Regions from separate parts of the Homo sapiens genome. Here region 2 is linked to region 1. The links are chromatin loops, found by intact Hi-C in ENCODE. Cell type or tissue: PC-9. All regions are shown on one strand. Links, peaks and the distances in the headings refer to the core of each region. The heading gives the core; the rest is flanking DNA. Region 1 overlaps DCBLD1 (discoidin, CUB and LCCL domain containing 1). Region 2 has its middle 19 kb from the start of DCBLD1.

The links. A loop is a pair of places that touch in the nucleus more often than their neighbours do. Peaks named below come from ENCODE experiments on the same cell type or tissue, not always from the same donor. Only the 100,000 strongest peaks of a DNase experiment are listed, where the experiment ranks them.
Region 2: it touches region 1 in a loop (6-fold over the local background); 2 of 110 quality-filtered maps call a loop at or near these places.

What each region holds. Positions count from the first base shown.
Region 1 is chr6:117,510,715-117,519,056 of GRCh38, reverse strand. All of the region lies in intron 2 of DCBLD1 (discoidin, CUB and LCCL domain containing 1), which reads right to left. Among named protein-coding and RNA genes, the nearest start is that of DCBLD1, 32 kb to the right of the region's middle. In PC-9, for the core only: no CTCF peak of the experiment used is centred there; a DNase peak (open chromatin) is centred at 3,486.
Region 2 is chr6:117,459,512-117,467,853 of GRCh38, reverse strand. No RefSeq gene overlaps it. Among named protein-coding and RNA genes, the nearest start is that of DCBLD1, 19 kb to the left of the region's middle. In PC-9, for the core only: no CTCF peak of the experiment used is centred there; DNase peaks (open chromatin) are centred at 3,353, 3,863 and 8,238.

The sequences.
Region 1 (8,342 bases), core at 38-8,037:
ACAATCTCTATGAAATAGAGATTAGCAAGCAAATTTTGAAGAGAGGTATTATTTATTAACTTTTCTCAAAAACAGTATGGAAATAGTCAGCGGCAACAACAATCATGATGAAGGAAGAAGAATAAAAGAAAAAGACTGCTCCAAGTCAATACGAATAAAACCGGGTTATATTAACCAGAACCAATAGGGACAAAACTGCTTGATATGGTTTTGCTGTGTCCCCACCTAAATCTCATCTTGAATTCCCATGTGTTGTGGGAGGGACCTGGTGGGAGGTAACTGAATCATGGGGGAAGGTGTTTCCCGTGCTGTTCTCATGACAGTGAATAAGTCTCATGAGATCTGATGGTTTTTTAAAAAAGGAGTTCCCCTGCACGAGCTCATTTCTTTTGTCTGCCACCATATGAGACATGTCTTTTGCCTTCTACCATGATTTGAGGCTTTCCTAGCCATGTGGGACTGTAAGTCCAATTAAACCTTTCTCTTGTAAATTGCCCAGTCTCAGGTATGTCCTTATCAGCAGCATGAAAACGGACTAATACAGTTAAGTTGGTGCCAGTAGAGTGGGGTGCTGCTGAAAAGATACCCGAAGATGTGGAAGTGACTTTGGAACTGGGTAACAGGCAGAGGTTGGAACAGTTTGGAGGGCTAAGAAGACAGGAAAATGTGGGAAAGTTTGGAACTTCCTAGAGGTTTGTTGAATGGTTTTGCCCAAAATGCTGATAGCGATATGGACAATAATGTCCACGCTGAGGTGGTCTCAGATGGAAATGAAGAACTGGTTGGGAACTGGAGCAAAGGTGACTCTTGTTATGTTTGAGCAAAGAGACTGGTGGCATTTTGCCCTTGCCTTAGAGATTTGTGGAACTTTGAACTTGAGAGAGATGATTTAGGGTATCACGTGGAAAACATTTCTAAATAGGAAAGCATTCACGAGGTAACTTGGGTACTGTTAAAGGCATTCAGTTTTATAAGGGAAGCAGAGCATAAAAGTTCAGAAAATTTGCAGCCTGACAGTGCGATAGAAAAGAAAATCCCATTTTCTGAGGAGAAATTCAAGCCAGCTGCAGAAATTTACATAAGTAATGAAGAACTGAATGTTAATCCCCAAGACAATGTGGAAAATGTCTCCAGGGCATGTCAGAGGTCTTCAAGGCAACCCTTCCCATCACAGACCCAGAGGCCTAGGAGGAAAAAGTGGTTTCCTGGGCCAGGACTAGCATCCCTGTGCTGTGTGCAGCCTAGGAACTTGGTGTCTTGTGTCCCAGCTGCTCCAGCTATGGCTGGAAGGGGACAACGTAGAACTCGGGCCAGGACTTCAGAGGGTGCAAGCCCCAAGCTTTGGCAGCTTCCATGTGGTGTTGAGCCTGCAGGTGCATGGAAGTCAAGAATTGGGGTTTGGGAACCTCCACCTAGATTTCAGAAGACGTATGGAAATGTCTGGATGCCCAGGCAGATGTTTGCTGCAGAGGCCCTCATAGAGAACCTCTGCTTGGGTAGTGCAGAAGGGAAATGTGGGGTCAGAGCCCCCACACAGAGTACCTACTGGGGTACCATCCAGTGTAGCTGTGAGAAGGGGGCCACCAGACCCCAGAATGGTAGATCCATTGCACCTGAAAAAGCGACAGACACTCAACACCAGCCTGTGGAAGCAGTGGGGAGGGAGGCTGTACCCTGCAAAGCCACAGGGGTGGAGCTGCCCAAGCATGGGAACTCACCTCTTGCATCAGCATGACCTGCATGTGAGACATGGAGTCAAAGGAGATCATTTTGGAGCTTTAAGATTTGACTGCCCCACTGGATTTCAGACTTTCATGGGGCCTGAGCCCCTTTGTTTGGCTAATTTCTCCCCATTTGGAATGGCTGTATTTACCCAATGCCAGTACCCACATTGTATCTAGGAAGTAATTAACTTGCTTTTGATTTTACAGGCTCATAGGCAGAAGGGACTTGCCTTGTCTCAGATGAGATTTGGACTGTGGACTTTTAAGTTAATGCTGAAATGAGTTAAGACTTTGGGGGACTGTTGGGAAGGCATGATTGATTTTGAAATATGAGGACATGAGACTTGGGAGGGGCCAGGGTCGAAATGATAATGGTTTGGGTGTCCCCACCCAAATCTCATCTTGAATTCCCACGTGTTGTGGGAGGGACCCGGTGGGAGGTAACTAAATCATGGAGGAAGGTCTTTCCCATGCTGTTCCCATGATAGTGAATAAGTCTCATGAGATCTGATGGTTTTAAAAAAAGGAGTTCCCCTGCACAAGCTCTTTTCTCCTGTCTGCCACCAGGTGAGACGTGCCTTTTGCCTTCCACCATGATTTGAGGCTTCCCCAGCTACGTGGAACTGTAAGTCCAATTAAACCTTTTGTAAATTGCCCAGTCTCAGGTATGTCCTTATCAGCAGCATGAAAATGGACCAATACACATGCTAAAGAGTCAGAAGATCGTGACCCAACTAAGCATTGCCCTTCTGGTATAAAGGATCCAATTTCTCTCTGTTTCAAGTTTCACATACTGAAGATGTGATAGAATAAGAAAGAAATGCTATATGCTTACCCTCACATGCCAAATTTCTAGCATTTCCTATCACTAAATTATGGTGAAATCTAAATAAAAGATGTTCACTTCCCTCTTTAGAAACACTCATCATACGTAATTACTTACATGAGTTAATACTTTCTTTTTTTTTTTTTTGAGATGGAGTCTCGCTCTGTCCCCAGGCTGGAGTGCAGTGGCATGATCTCGGCTCACTACAAGCTCCATCTCCTGGGTTCACACCATTCTCCTGTCTCAGCCTCCTGAGTAGCTGGGACTACAGGCACCCACCACCACGCCTGGCTAATTTTTTGTATTTTTTTTTTTTTAGTAGAGATGGGGTTTCACTGTGTTAGCCAGTATAGTCTCGATCTCCGGACCTCGTGATCTGCCCGCCTCAGCCTCCGAAAGTGCTGGGATTACAGGTGTGAGCCACCGCGCCCGACCAATACTTTCAAATTACTTAGAATAGTACTCAGCACATAGTAAGAGCTATATAAGTGCTTGTTAAAAATGAATATATTAAAAAATAAGTAATACCTATTTTCTCTTCAGACTGTGTTCCATAGTGCAAGGAACTTTTATATCCATCCCTTTATCTCCAACAGACTGCATAGTACCTGGCAGGTGACAGCCTCCCACAAACAGTTTGAATTGAATTGAAATGCTCTTTTTACAACAGTTTCTAAAAGCCAAATCCAACTAAGAGATTCATAAAATATTTTTAATCGTGTCACTTTTAAATACTATGGAGAAGTCAGGAAGAGAAGTGTAAAGAAACAAGAAAAAAATTTCTGTAATGAATAATATGGATTTTTATAAACTTTACTCTTGCTCACAAGCACAGCAGATAGGCAATTCAGACTAAATAAGTAGAATGATAAGCATTTTTGCAAAGTTAAGGTGAGTCAGATTGCTGTACTTGCCTTTTCCAACTTATTCTGTTTGTTTTAGATATGTTTGAAATTCCTCTGTTCTTTGCACAGATAAGAGGGGTGAAGACACTTGCTTTGTAAACCTAAGGATGAATATTGTGAAGTAACTAGTAACTTGTTGCTTTTAATAAGTTAGAATATTTTCAAATCACATTTTTTTATATTAACCCAGTAATACACCCCTCCCCAAATGGTGATGATGATAGTAATCTCTCCTTAAATTTCTATAGCATTCCAATGAGTTCTAATGAAAACTGTAGGTGGCCAGGCACGGTGGCTCACGCCTGTAATCCCAGCACTGTGGGAGGCCAAGGTGAGCGGAGTCAGGAGGTCAGGAGTTCGAGACTAGCCTGGTCAACATGGTGAAACCCCATCTTTACTAAAAATACAAAAAAAATTAGCCGAGCATGGTGGTGGGTGCCTGTAATCCCAGCTACTTGGGAGGCTGAGACAGGAGAATTGCTTGAACCTGGGGGGTGGAGGTTGCAGTGAGCCACGATCCCACCACTGCATTTCAGCCTGGGTGATAGAACAAGACTCCGTCTCAAAAAAAAAAAAAAAAACCCACAAACTGTAAGGTAAGCAAGTCTAAATTGATTATCAGTGAGAACTTGCTTAGATTTTTTTTTTTAGATTTTATGAAACAGTTGAAAGGAAAAGTTGCAAAAAGTATACATATTTTACACAAATGAGAGTGTATACCATCATACTAAGTTGTTGTGCAATATATATGATTTCCTAGACCAAAAACATGTAAATATAGTAAAACTCTAATTTGGTTTCATCCTCCCAGTTATGATAGGCATGTAACTATTTCTGGAAGCAGATCAAAGAAGGAAAATGTAAACACATGCCCCTTTAATTACCCTTACCACACAGACATCAATCCCTTTCATATTTTTATTACTGTGCTGCAAAATTGTAACTAGAGGGGTAGGAGATACCCTCTCTATATAAATATCATCATTGAGAGGATTTTTTTTTTTTTTTTTGAGACAGGGTCTTTCTCTGTCACCCATGTTGGAGTGCAGTGGCGTGATCACGGCTCCTCCTGGGCTCAAACAATCCTTCCACCTCAGCCTTCCAAGAAGCTGGATTACAGGTGTGTGCCACCATGTCCAGCTAATTTTTTGATTTTTTTTGTAGAGATGAGGTCTCACTACATTGCCCAGGTTGGTCTCAAGCTCCTGGCTTTAAGCAATCCTCCCATCTCAGCCTCCTCAAAGTGCTGGGATTACAAACATGGGCCACAGCGCCTGGTCTGAAGAGTTATTTTGATCATTTCATCATAATCACAAACATCAGAATAGCAAGAATGAGTTTTAATTCAGGGTGGGGGATAAGAGTTGAATACTGGCTGTAGTATTGCCTATGGCAAAACATCCAAATTATTGCCTGTCTCAAGGTCTGACAGACGAAAATTCCTTTCATAGACTAGAAGTTAATAATTACATTCCTAGAGTTAAAAGGCAAGAAAGAAAAATGGAAAAATATGATAGCATTGAGAGGGAAAAATAATTAATGGGAAACCACGGAAAGACCCTGGGAGTCTGTCCTAAGCAATGTCCTCAGTGCTCCGCCAGACTCCTTTAAGGATAATCTCTTGTCTTATGAAAGAAAATCTTTCTCCACTCACCCCTGCCCACGTGATATACTTCACTGTTGGTACTCTCCAAAGGTCTCCTGACTTTTAAAAAGGATCTACACCTATATTTAAATGTTTACAAAGACAATTTCACTGGAAACCCACATGAGAGCGCGGTGACTTCTAACTTTGATTGTGGTTATATTCTTGGGCTCAGGCAGTGTTCTTAGATTGGCAAAAATACTTCAATTCAGTCAGACTGAAATCCAACCCCTTCCTAAAAATAGGATGCACAGTTTTGCATGGATGTTTGCTTCAGAACCAGCAGTGCTACGTGTTTTATAGCACTTGGACTTGCCACCTAACTTCCTACTATTCTCTCACTTCTATCTATCCCTGTCTGCAAGGCAGGTTCCATCTTACTTTGCAGTCACAAATTCCCATCACACTGGAGTGCAGCAGTTAATCAAGTAGGCAGAAAAATCAGGAAAAAAGAAAAACTTTTATCTTTTGTGGAATGTAACTGGCGGCCCTATATTGTGGGAAGAGCTATCAGAGATACCAAATGGAACAGCACTGTGGCATTTGGCACCAGACATGAGACTCCAGCAGACAATGGGCTGATTCCTTGGACAAAGGGAATAAAGGGCCAGGAACTGTAGGAGTTGCCTTCTTTGAGCACAGTAGGTCAGTTCCTCTCAGCACATTCCCTGTTTCGGGCTACTATTTCATTAGCAGCTGCAAGGGAAACCCTTTATCTTTCCATGTGTGAATAAAAGAAAGCTGTCCTATAAGGAAGAATAAACTGTCTGCTACAAGCCAAGTCTGAAATCCTCTTGATTCTCTGGCAATCTGACAATCTGTACAGCAATGTATAGTACTTCTCTATTCTCCTGGACTGTGTGCCCAAGACTCTGGGCATTACAAGGCAATGATGGTTTGGTTAAAAACTGTTTGTTCCAAGTCACTTCAGATGGATATAAGGTTTTGATCTTAAAACTAATAAAACTAAGTTATTGTTTTATATATAGAAGGGACATGTTTGAAAAATAGTATGCATGTCATTAGAGAAACAAAGAAACCTCTTTCCCTTAGTAGTATTATTTCTGATTTTTTTTTTAACTACCATACTGTCAGTGGGAAAAACCACTGAGAGATCAAATAAAAACCTAACTCCTGAAAGGTCTGTCATAAATCGACAACAACAACAACATAAAACCTCCAAAAAACCCTCATTAACCTTCTGGAGCATCATCTGAAGCACACAATTCTTTCTTATGACAGATAAGAACATGCCTGATTGACCTAAGTGACCCTCCCTGGGAGTACATGTGGGTGGAGACAGCCACATGGAATATTTGGCTGCCAGGCGAGTGGTACTTCTCGTGGCCCAGATCTGTGCTCAGAGGTATGCTGATAAAACAATCTCCAGAAATGCTGAAGCTGCAAACACCATTAGATTTGTGTCCATTTTCAATTTGTTTTTGATGCAGTCAAATCGCAGATTTGTCCTTGCTTGCTAATTGCAGTAGGGTCATTGTACAACATTACAGAATTTTCAAGGCCATTTTCTTTGAAAAGGAGAGAAATTAGCATAAAAAAGGGATATTCCTGGACTGTGCCATTAAAACCATAGTCACGTAACAGTAAGTGGTATCCCTGGAGAATTTTGGTCTCTCATTCCCACACAAAAATCAGTGACAGATGATAAATGAAGCAGGCGGATTCTTAGACAAAGGTGTGGCTTTCCTTGGGGCTACAGGACCCAGGTCAAGAAGTGTGTCAACGCTGGGAGTTCACAACCCACTTAAGCCATTACTTCTCTCCCAATGAAAGATGGCAATTACTGAAACTGAATCACAGTGAGTCTCCAGGGAAGTATTTATGGGGAAAGAGGAGGAGGAACCCAATAGCTTTTTCTCCTTGAGGCTTATGGTTGTGTTAAAAAAAATACCTAGAGTACAGCATTCTGGCTGATATAACGTTTTATATGTTCAAGATTCTTTCTGAATTCTATCTTGGCATAAAAGGCAAAATAAAACAAACAAAGAAAAAGCAGTCCTTCTCAATAATTTCCACCAAAGTAGCCTCAACCATAGAGGAGGACGCACTTCTAGGGTGTCTGCAGCCCAAAACAGCTCTCTGTGAGCTGGAAATTTCCTTGAAGTCTATTTGTTTTATCTTTAAAAGCCATAAAAATTTTTCCTTCTACTTCATAATATGTCTGAGAGACATATAAACCATTTGTAAAACAGAGACTGTCAATCTTGCGCTTTCCCCTCTTTGGGATTTAAAAAACTTCAACAGATAAGTTGTAATTATTAGATCTTATTGCAATATGTCAGATATGTATCATTCTAAAAAATGACATGCAGAAACCTGTTGTGATTATGAGTCTAACCACTTCGCATTATTTCCAACTATTCCTATTTCTCTCATTCCTAGTGTAACATAAACATTAACAGTTGACTTCACATGATTGTGCTTCTAAGTCACTGACAATGCTTAAAAAAATATTGTGATTGGAAGTGGAGGTACAGAAAACGTAGGAGAACAATTTTTGAACTTCCTGGTGCAAATCATTATGCAGAACACAACCAATTTAACTTCCATTAGGATCCTATAGTAAAGAGTTTCTTTCTATCACTGGCCACCATGCCTCCTCTTAGCATTTTGACTAAAAAACATTTTTTGAACTTTCAACTTATACTGGAACTCTACGTAAGTGATTTCTCAGACTCCCACTTTATTCTCCGGATACTCCTGTGGAGAGGCCTGGAGAAGTTTCCATTTCTTCCAGCAAGTGACGAACAAGAACTACACCTCAGGTCTTCTTATGCACAAGCCACAGGAACAGATGGCTTTCAACACAAACACTGAATCGGATGGTGCAGAGCTAAAGAGTAGGGCCTCTGGGCATTTGAGCAGGGCCTCAAATGCCCAGACTTGAATCCCAGGTCCCGCTAAGTGATCTTACAAGCATGTTAGTTGGCCTTCTTTGAGCTTCAGTTTCCTTAGGTGTAAAGGTTGGTAACAGGACCTATCTCACAGGGCTGTTATAAGGGTTAAATGAGGTAGTAACGCTAAGGTTTACTAAGCCCAGTGCATCGCACATAGTTGAATGCTCACTCACAGGCACCTTCCACATTATTACATGGTCTTTTCCACATAATAAGCATAGTTTTAAAATTTTATGTAAACCAAAGCTTTCTTTAAATGCAGAGGGAATGTTTATAGAGGAATCTTAGTGTAAATTTCCCTACAGTGTGAATAATGACACTCCA
Region 2 (8,342 bases), core at 324-8,323, 51 kb after region 1:
AACTGAAGGGACAGACAAATGTGCAGTGCTTGATAAAGCAAGCCGGAGAAGAGTTCCAGGCTTTACTGTCTTCAGAGTTTCTATTTCTTGCTCAGAGGCTGGGATTCCACTGTGCCTTGAGGCATTCACCTGGGTAATGTGGAGAGGAGGGGAATGTGGAGGCTCAACATCCATGTGTCAGGCAGAGCTAGGGTCCTTGTACTCTGGGAAAATTCTGGAGTCATGCACATCTATAACAGTACAACCATCATTCAGAGCCCACAAGATAAAGATGGAGAACTCTCCACTTCACTCATAATAGCCACAAACTATTGACCTGAGTGTTGGGATCAGACCCAGAAGCTGAGTCTCAGGAGGCTCAGCTAATAGGCTGCAGTGCCTCACCCTTTTTGTTCTGGGCCCCTCCATCTGAGCCAGGAACCAAAGTAGAAAGAGCTGGAGAGGGACCCTGGGGAGCAAGTAGTTAACAGAGATCGGACAGCAGGAGGCAGAGGTTACCATTGGTTGGGTAGAGGGCTGGAGGGTCTTCCAATACTGAACCTGATACTGACCTTCAGCCTTTAGGCTGAACTGAGAGATTAAAACCTCTGAGAAATTAAAACCAATATGGTCAGAGCAGGGGAGGCTGAGAGGAGGGAGTAGGAGAACTGAAGAGCCCTTAGCACAGCCCTGTTCCTGCCCTCAACTGCTATGCTTATGTGATATATGACACAGTGAGAAGGTGCTGGACAGGCAGTCAAAGAAAACTGGGTTCTAGCCCTGGTTCCACAACTCCATGACCTGGTGCAAACCCCTCCCCATCTTTCAGCCTCAGTTCACTCATCTCTACAAGAAGGAGGCATGGATGACCCGGAACACCTCCTGCGTGGCTGTCAGGATGCTGTGAGACTCCAAGGAAGTGGAGGCAATCTCTTGGGATGTCTGGAAAGTATTACTGGAAGCTTAAAAAGTAATAGAAACAATAAAAATGTGGTTCCCATCCCCTGGCCTCCCACTGTGACTCTCAGATGTTCAGACCTGAGATCTGAGAGTTCTCAAATACAGGTATCTGACATGGATGGGGCAAGAATAGGACACCCATGAACACTTTGCAGTGCCCACAGAGAGGAAAGGTATGAAGCATGGGACAATGAGAGTATCCATTCAAAAGTCACTCTGGTGGCGGATGTTGCTAATGCGGGGGTTGTTAGTGTGTGGGGAAAGGGAGTGTACAGAAATTCTGTACTTTCCACTCAGTTTTGCTGTGAATCTAAAATTGCTCTAAAAGTAAATTTTACTAATTAAAAAAACCTATCATACACTTTTCTATAGTCTTTTATCTCCTACATTTACAATTTGTATCCTGAGAAAAGTTCCTTATTTAGTTAAATACATGAAGGATTGAATTTTCAGCAAGTTTGAGAGCATAGAGGCTTTGCCTTTTAAAGAGATCTTTTTTTTCCATTTTCTCTGAAAATCTTAATGTTGTGTCATGTGATTTAAACATTTTCATGACTCCAGACCAAACGAAAATGATCAATATTCAGAGAAAAACAAGAGAGATAAAAATCTTGAGATCAAGAAGTTGAATAATCTTTCTTAGCAGAGATTTCTAAGTAAATAGGGAATCCTTTATGAGGTTTAATTCCAAAGTCTTTATTCAGACAACTATTCCCTTAGTTAATAGAACTTCTATTTGGATAGAGAACATAGAATTAGGAGATTGAGAGGCAGGTTATAAAGAATCCAGAAGCCCTGACACTTGGTTAGCAGAACTCCTGTTGGAAGCCAAGCAGTCTGATCCCAGGCACTTTCCTTTTCCCCTCTCCTTGCCCCTGTCTTTATTTCTTTCTTTATTTTTTGAGACAGGCTCTTGCTCTCTCTCAACTAGGCTGGAGTGCAGTGGTGCAATCGTGGCTCACTGCAGCCTCAATCTGGGCTCAAGTAATCCTCCCACCTCAGCCTCCTGAGTAGCTAGGACCACAAGTGTGTGCCACCACTTCCTCCCTGTCTTGGCACCCTGCTCTTTACTGCCTTCTCAAACTTACCAAATGAGATCTTTAAGGAGACAAATTTGGCAGACTGTGGTTAAAATATGAGCTAAACAGTTTCTCCTCCACCTCCTTTCCACACTCTTCCTCTTTGCAGTTTTAAAGGGTCCTCCATGCTTATTCTATGATCCATTTTTACAAAGCTTTGCTCTCTTGTTGCAGCTCAGAGATCTTTTTCAGATGGTAACTGATCACATCTTACTGAAGATTTATTTTTTAAGAGGAGCTATTGAAAACTAAGAATATCAATCCTGTCTCATTTCCTCAGCCAAGGTTTTCTGTCCCTCCTTGAAGGTGAACCCAGTTGGCTTTATTCCAAAGACTTCCCCTGAGTGCTGGGACACATTTGATATTCTTCCTTATTAACAATGGGACTTGGAATTAAGTACTATTCATCAGATTTGGGGCCTGGGACCCATGACATCTTTGTACCTATATTCTTAAGTTTTCTTCTCTAGTTATTGAGTGTAACTGGGATTCAGAGCATAAGCTTAGGTTTTCTGGAGTCACAAGACCTTCCCTGGGAGACTAAGAGCGTCTTGCTTTTCCTTGGAAGGAGGCTAATCTGCCTGATCTCCAATTAGAACGTAACAGGGAACTGCCAAAGACAAAATGGCACAATGTTGGGAATTGTTGAGACCAAGAAAATTGTCACGACTAGGCCACAAGTAGAATTAGGGTTGGGGGTTTCCAGAGCCAAGCAAACTAAACAGTTTGGTTTGGGGGTAAAAAAATCTGATCATGTGGGATAGCAAGGCCCCTGTTATGCTTCTCATGCATGTCTGACTGAGGTATTAAAAGAAAGCGTCAATGCTCACAGAATAAAAGCACAACACTGGGAATGACAGGCTGAGGAATTGAAGCTTTTGTTGGAGTCTCAGCCAGGTACTTCTGCACACTATACTAGGTCACTGGCTCTCTTCTGCTAGTGCACAAGAGTGACTAGATTATTATTTTAGAGACAACTGTTTCCTTTCTGCCTTCCTGTCTTTCATGATGGCAAAGCCTATTTCTCCCTTGTTCTTCTGTATGTTCACATATCACAGAAATCCCATAACCCTCTTAATTCGCTCTGTGGGAAATCTGCTCTAGAAATGTACAATGTGCTGTGTTCTAAAAATGTGTTATATAAAAAGAAGCTATTAGACTTCAGCTTCTGGGAAGATGGAGTAGCCACACTTTTCCTTATTCCTTCCTCTAAGTATAACTAAAAATGCAGAATATTATATATAGTACAAACATAAGACTTTAGAAGGAAGAGAGAAGGCAGACTGCCTAGAGATATTGGGATCTGAGAAGTGACACAGTGGTGAGTCACCTGGGTTTCCTTTTTGCTTTACATACACCAGACTTAGAACTGAATAAGCCTGCAACCGGCAAACACCAGCAGGCACAGACAAAACAAAAATGATAAAATAAAAACCAACAAAAGCCAGTCCTCTCTAGTCAAAGGATCAGAAAAGGGTCAGCAGAGCATGAGGGAAAACTTTTAGATAGTAACTGCTCTAATCCATTCAAACACCACAGTCAAATGTGGCCCTACTGTCACTCACACCAGCAAAGTGGGGCACCTAGACTTTCACCCTCTTGAGGCTGTAACAAAGCATCCCAACATCCCCTCCACATTGTCTCCACTGACTCCACAAATGTCCCCCCACCTCAAATGTCAAGGAGGCCATGTGGGGAACCTGGACTTCTACCTCCACCTGAGAGCTCCATGAGGCCGTACATCACTCTTCTGCTGGAGATGCATCAGAGAGAAAGCCAGCTAAAAGAGAAAGTATAAATAAATTCCTGGGTCTCATAACATAATTCAGCCATGTGTCACTTAATGATGGGGAAATGCATTGTTAGGTGACTTCGTCATTGTTTGAGCATTTTTGATATGGTTTGGCTCTGTGTCCCCACCCAAATCTCATCTTAAATTGTAATCCCCACATGTCAAGGGAGGGACCTGGTGGGAGGTGATTGACACATAGGGGTGTTTTCCTCTATGCTGTTTTCATGATAGTGAGTTCGTTCTCAGATCTGATGGTTTAACAGTGTTTGGCAGTTCCCCACCCATGCTCTCTCTTACTCCTGACACCCTGTGAAGAAAGTGCCTGCTTCCCCTTTGCCTTCTGCCACGATAGAAAGTTTCCTGAAGTCTCCCCAGTCATGTGGAACTGTAAGTCAATTAAACCTCTTTCCTTCATAAATTATCCAGTCTTAGGTAGTTCTTTACAGCAGTGTGAAAATGAACTAATAAAATTATAGAGTGTACTTACACAAACCTAGATGGTATAGCCTACTACACACCTAGGCTACATGGTACACGCTCCTGGGCTAAACCTGTACAAAATGTTACTGCACTGAATACTGTAAGCAATTGTAACACAATGGTAAGTATTTGTGTATCTAAACATATCTGAACATTAAACAGGTACAGCAAAAATATAGTATTATCATATTATTATTATTTCAGACAGATCCTGATGTGTTTAAAAATGTATGTGGAAGAAATATACTGTATAAGACTATCTTATTACAAAAGAAATAAGTAAAAGGATGTAAAAGGAGGTAACATTTTTATACTTCACTTGAACAGGAAAAATAACGGCATCAGTAGATTATGATTAAGATCTCTCTCTCTCCATATCTTGAATAAAAGGTATAGAGAGATACACTCAAAAACATTATAGATAAATCCAAATGAAATTCTAGAAAATGTTTAAGTAATGCATGGAAAGTCAGGGAAAAGAAAATAGAGAAATGTAAAACAGAAAGAACAAATAGAAAAGAAAAAATATAATGGCAAACTTAAGTCACCCCATGACCCAAGTACATGCTGTTTACGAGAAACTCCCCTCAAATATGATGATATGGGCAGGTTGAAGACAAAAGGATGGAAAAAGTATATCATGCAAACATTAATCAATGAGAAGCAAGAGTGGCCATATTATCTAATAAAGTGACTTTAGAGCAAAGAAAATTATCAGGGATAAAGACATTATACATATATAAATGATAAAAAGTTCAGTCCAACAGGAAGATGTAGCAATACAAAATATGTGGATATCAACAACAGAGCCATAAGATATGTGAGGCAAAAACTGATAGAACTGAAAGAAGAAATAGACAAATACATAATTATAATTAGAGATTTCAACACCCCTCTTTCAGCAATTGATAGAACAACTGTACAAAAAGTCAGAAATTACATACAAGAACTCAACACCATCAATGAACAGCATCTATTTAACATTTATAGAACACTTCACCAACTAACAGCAGAACACATATTTGTTTTCAAGTGCTCACTTATGCTGCCTAGGAAATTTTTGGTCGGTTCATTGGAATTTTCTACATAATCAACTATGTCATCTACAAATAGAGACAGTCTTATTTTTTTATTTCTTCCTTTACATATGCTTTTCTTTTCTTTTCTTTTGCTTGTTTTGGTTATTTTTTTCCTTGCCTGCTTTGTTTTTGTTTTTGCATTACTGAACTGACTGGAACTTCCAGCACTCTGTTGAATAAGAACAGTAAGAGGAGAACACATCCTTATCTCGTACCCAATCTTAGGAAAAAAGCATCATGCTTTCACCATTAGGTATAATGTTAGCTATAGATTTTTTTGTGGATTTTTTTTATCAAGTTGAGAATGTTCCCTTTTATGTTCCCTTTTATATCTATTTTTCTGAAAGTTTTTTTCATTAGTGGCTGCTGAATTTTGTCAAATGTGTGTCCTGCATCAAATAATATGACCATGTAAATTTTGTTTTTCTTAAGTCTGTTGATATGGTGAACTATACTGATTAATTTTCAAATATTGAACCAGCCTTGCATCCCTGGAATAAACATAGTTATGGTGTACATTTTTTATATATTGCTGAATTCTATTTGCTAATATTTTGTTAAGGATTTTTGTGTATATAGTCATGAGAAATATTGGCCTGAAAGTTGTTTCTTCTGTTTTGTTTTATATTGTCTGTTTTGGTATGAGAGAAAAATTAGCTTTATAAAATGAATTGGAAAGCGTTCCCTCCTTTTCTCCAAAGGTTGTGTATAATTGATGTTACTTCTTCTTTAAATATTTGGTAGCATTCTCCAGTGAAATCTTCTGGGCCTACTGACTTCTTTTTGAAAGCTTTAAAATTATAAATTCAATTTTCTTAATAGCTAAAGGGCTATTTAACTTATCTTTTTCACATTGGGTAAATTGTAGTAATTCTTGTTTTCCAAGGAAGTGGTTCACTACATCTAAGTTGTCAAATTTATGTGTGTAGAGTTGTTTATAGTAATGTATTTCATCATTTTCCTGTTGAGGTCTGCAAAATCTGTAATGATATCCCTTGTTTTATATATTGATGTTGGTAATCTATATATTCTCTCTATTCTTTCTGTCAGTCTTGCTGAAGGTTTGTCAATTTTGTTGATTTTCTCAAAGATCCAAATCTATTTTACCTATTTTTTCCATTGTTTTTCTGTCTTTAATTTTTTTTTTCCTTTTTTTGAGATGGAGTCTCACATTTGTCACCCGGGCTGGAGTGCAGTGGTGTGATCTCGGCTCACTGCAACCTCTACCTCCTCGGTTCAAGGGATTCTCCTGCCTCAGTCTCCTGAGTAACTGGGATTACAGGCGCCCACCACCACACCCAGCTAATTTTTGTACTTTTAGTAGAGACGAGGTTTCGCCATGTTGGCCAGGCTGGTCTTGAACTCCTGACCTTAGATGATCCACCTGCCTCGGCCTCCCAAAGTGCTGGGATTACAGGCATGAGCCACCACGCCTGGCCTTCTGTTTTTAATTTCATTGACTTCTGTTCTTATCTTTATTCTTTTCTTCTTTCTATTTGCTTTAGTTTTAGTTTGCTCCTCTTTTTCTAAGTTCTTGAGATATTTCTGCTATTGATTTTTAGTTTGATTTCATGGTGGTCAGAAAACACATTCTGTATGACTTCAATTATTTAAAGTGATTGAAGTTTGTTTTATGGCCCAGGATATGGTCTATGTTGGTGTACGTATTGTGAGCAAAACAAAAACAAAAACAAACAAGAACCTTAACAAACACAATTTATCCAAAAATTAACTCAAAATGGATTATATCTTCAGTGTTAAAACTATGAAATTTTAGAAAAAAACATGGGAGAAAATCTTCAGTGTCTAGGGCTAGGTAGAAATTCCTAGACTTGTTACTTAAAATGCACAATCCATAAAAGGAAAAGTTGATAAATGGAACTATGTAAAAATTTTAAAAATTTGCTCTGCAAAAAAAAAAAAAAAAGCCTAAGAGGATAAAAAAACATGTTACAGCATGGAAAACATATTTTCCAACCACATATCTGACAAAGGACTCGTACCTGAGCATATAATGAACTCTCAATATTCAACAGTAAAAAAACCGAGCAATCCCATTAGAAAATGGGAAGAAGACACGAAGAAACATATGACATAAGAGGATATATGGATGGTAAACAAGAACATGTAAAGATGCCGAACATCATTATAGCTTAGGGAAGTGCAAGTTAAGACTATATGTTATCAGTAATACTTATCATAATGACTAAAATAAAATGGTGACAACACCTAATACTGGTGAAGACAGAGAAACTGATGCTCATTCATTCCTGGTGGGATTATAAAATGGTACAGCCACTCTGGAAAATAATTTGGCAGTTTCTTAAAATACTAAACATGCAACTCTATACAAACCGGCAATCACACTCATAAGTGTTTATCACAGAGAAAGGAATACTTATATTCACATAAAAACCTGTACGCAAATGTTTATAGCAGCTTTATTCATAATATCCAAATTCTGGAAACAATTCAGATGTCTTTCAATGAATGAATGAGTGGTTAAACAGTGCCACATGCATATCATGGAATACTGCTCAGCAAAAAAAGCAAGAAGCTATTGATACATACATCAGCTTGAGTAAATTGCCAATTCATTCCATATTGTGCTGAGTGAAAAAAGCCAATAACGAAACATCATGTGCTATATGATTCTGTTTATATAACACTTTTGAAATGACAGAGTTGTAGAAATGGAGAGTACATTTGTGGTTGCCAGGTGGTAAGGGGTAGGGGGCAGCAGTGGTGAAGTGGTGTGGCTGTAAGAGGGCAACAAAAGGGATGCTAGTGGTGATGGAAATGGTTGTGTCTTAACTGTATCAACATCAATATCCTGGTAGTGATATTGCACAATTGTTTGTTGATGGTATCAGTAGGAAAAATTGGGTAAAGAGTGTACACTAGATCTCTCTACATAATTTCTCACAACTGCATGTGAATCTAAAATTATCTCAAATTTAAAAGTTAAAAATT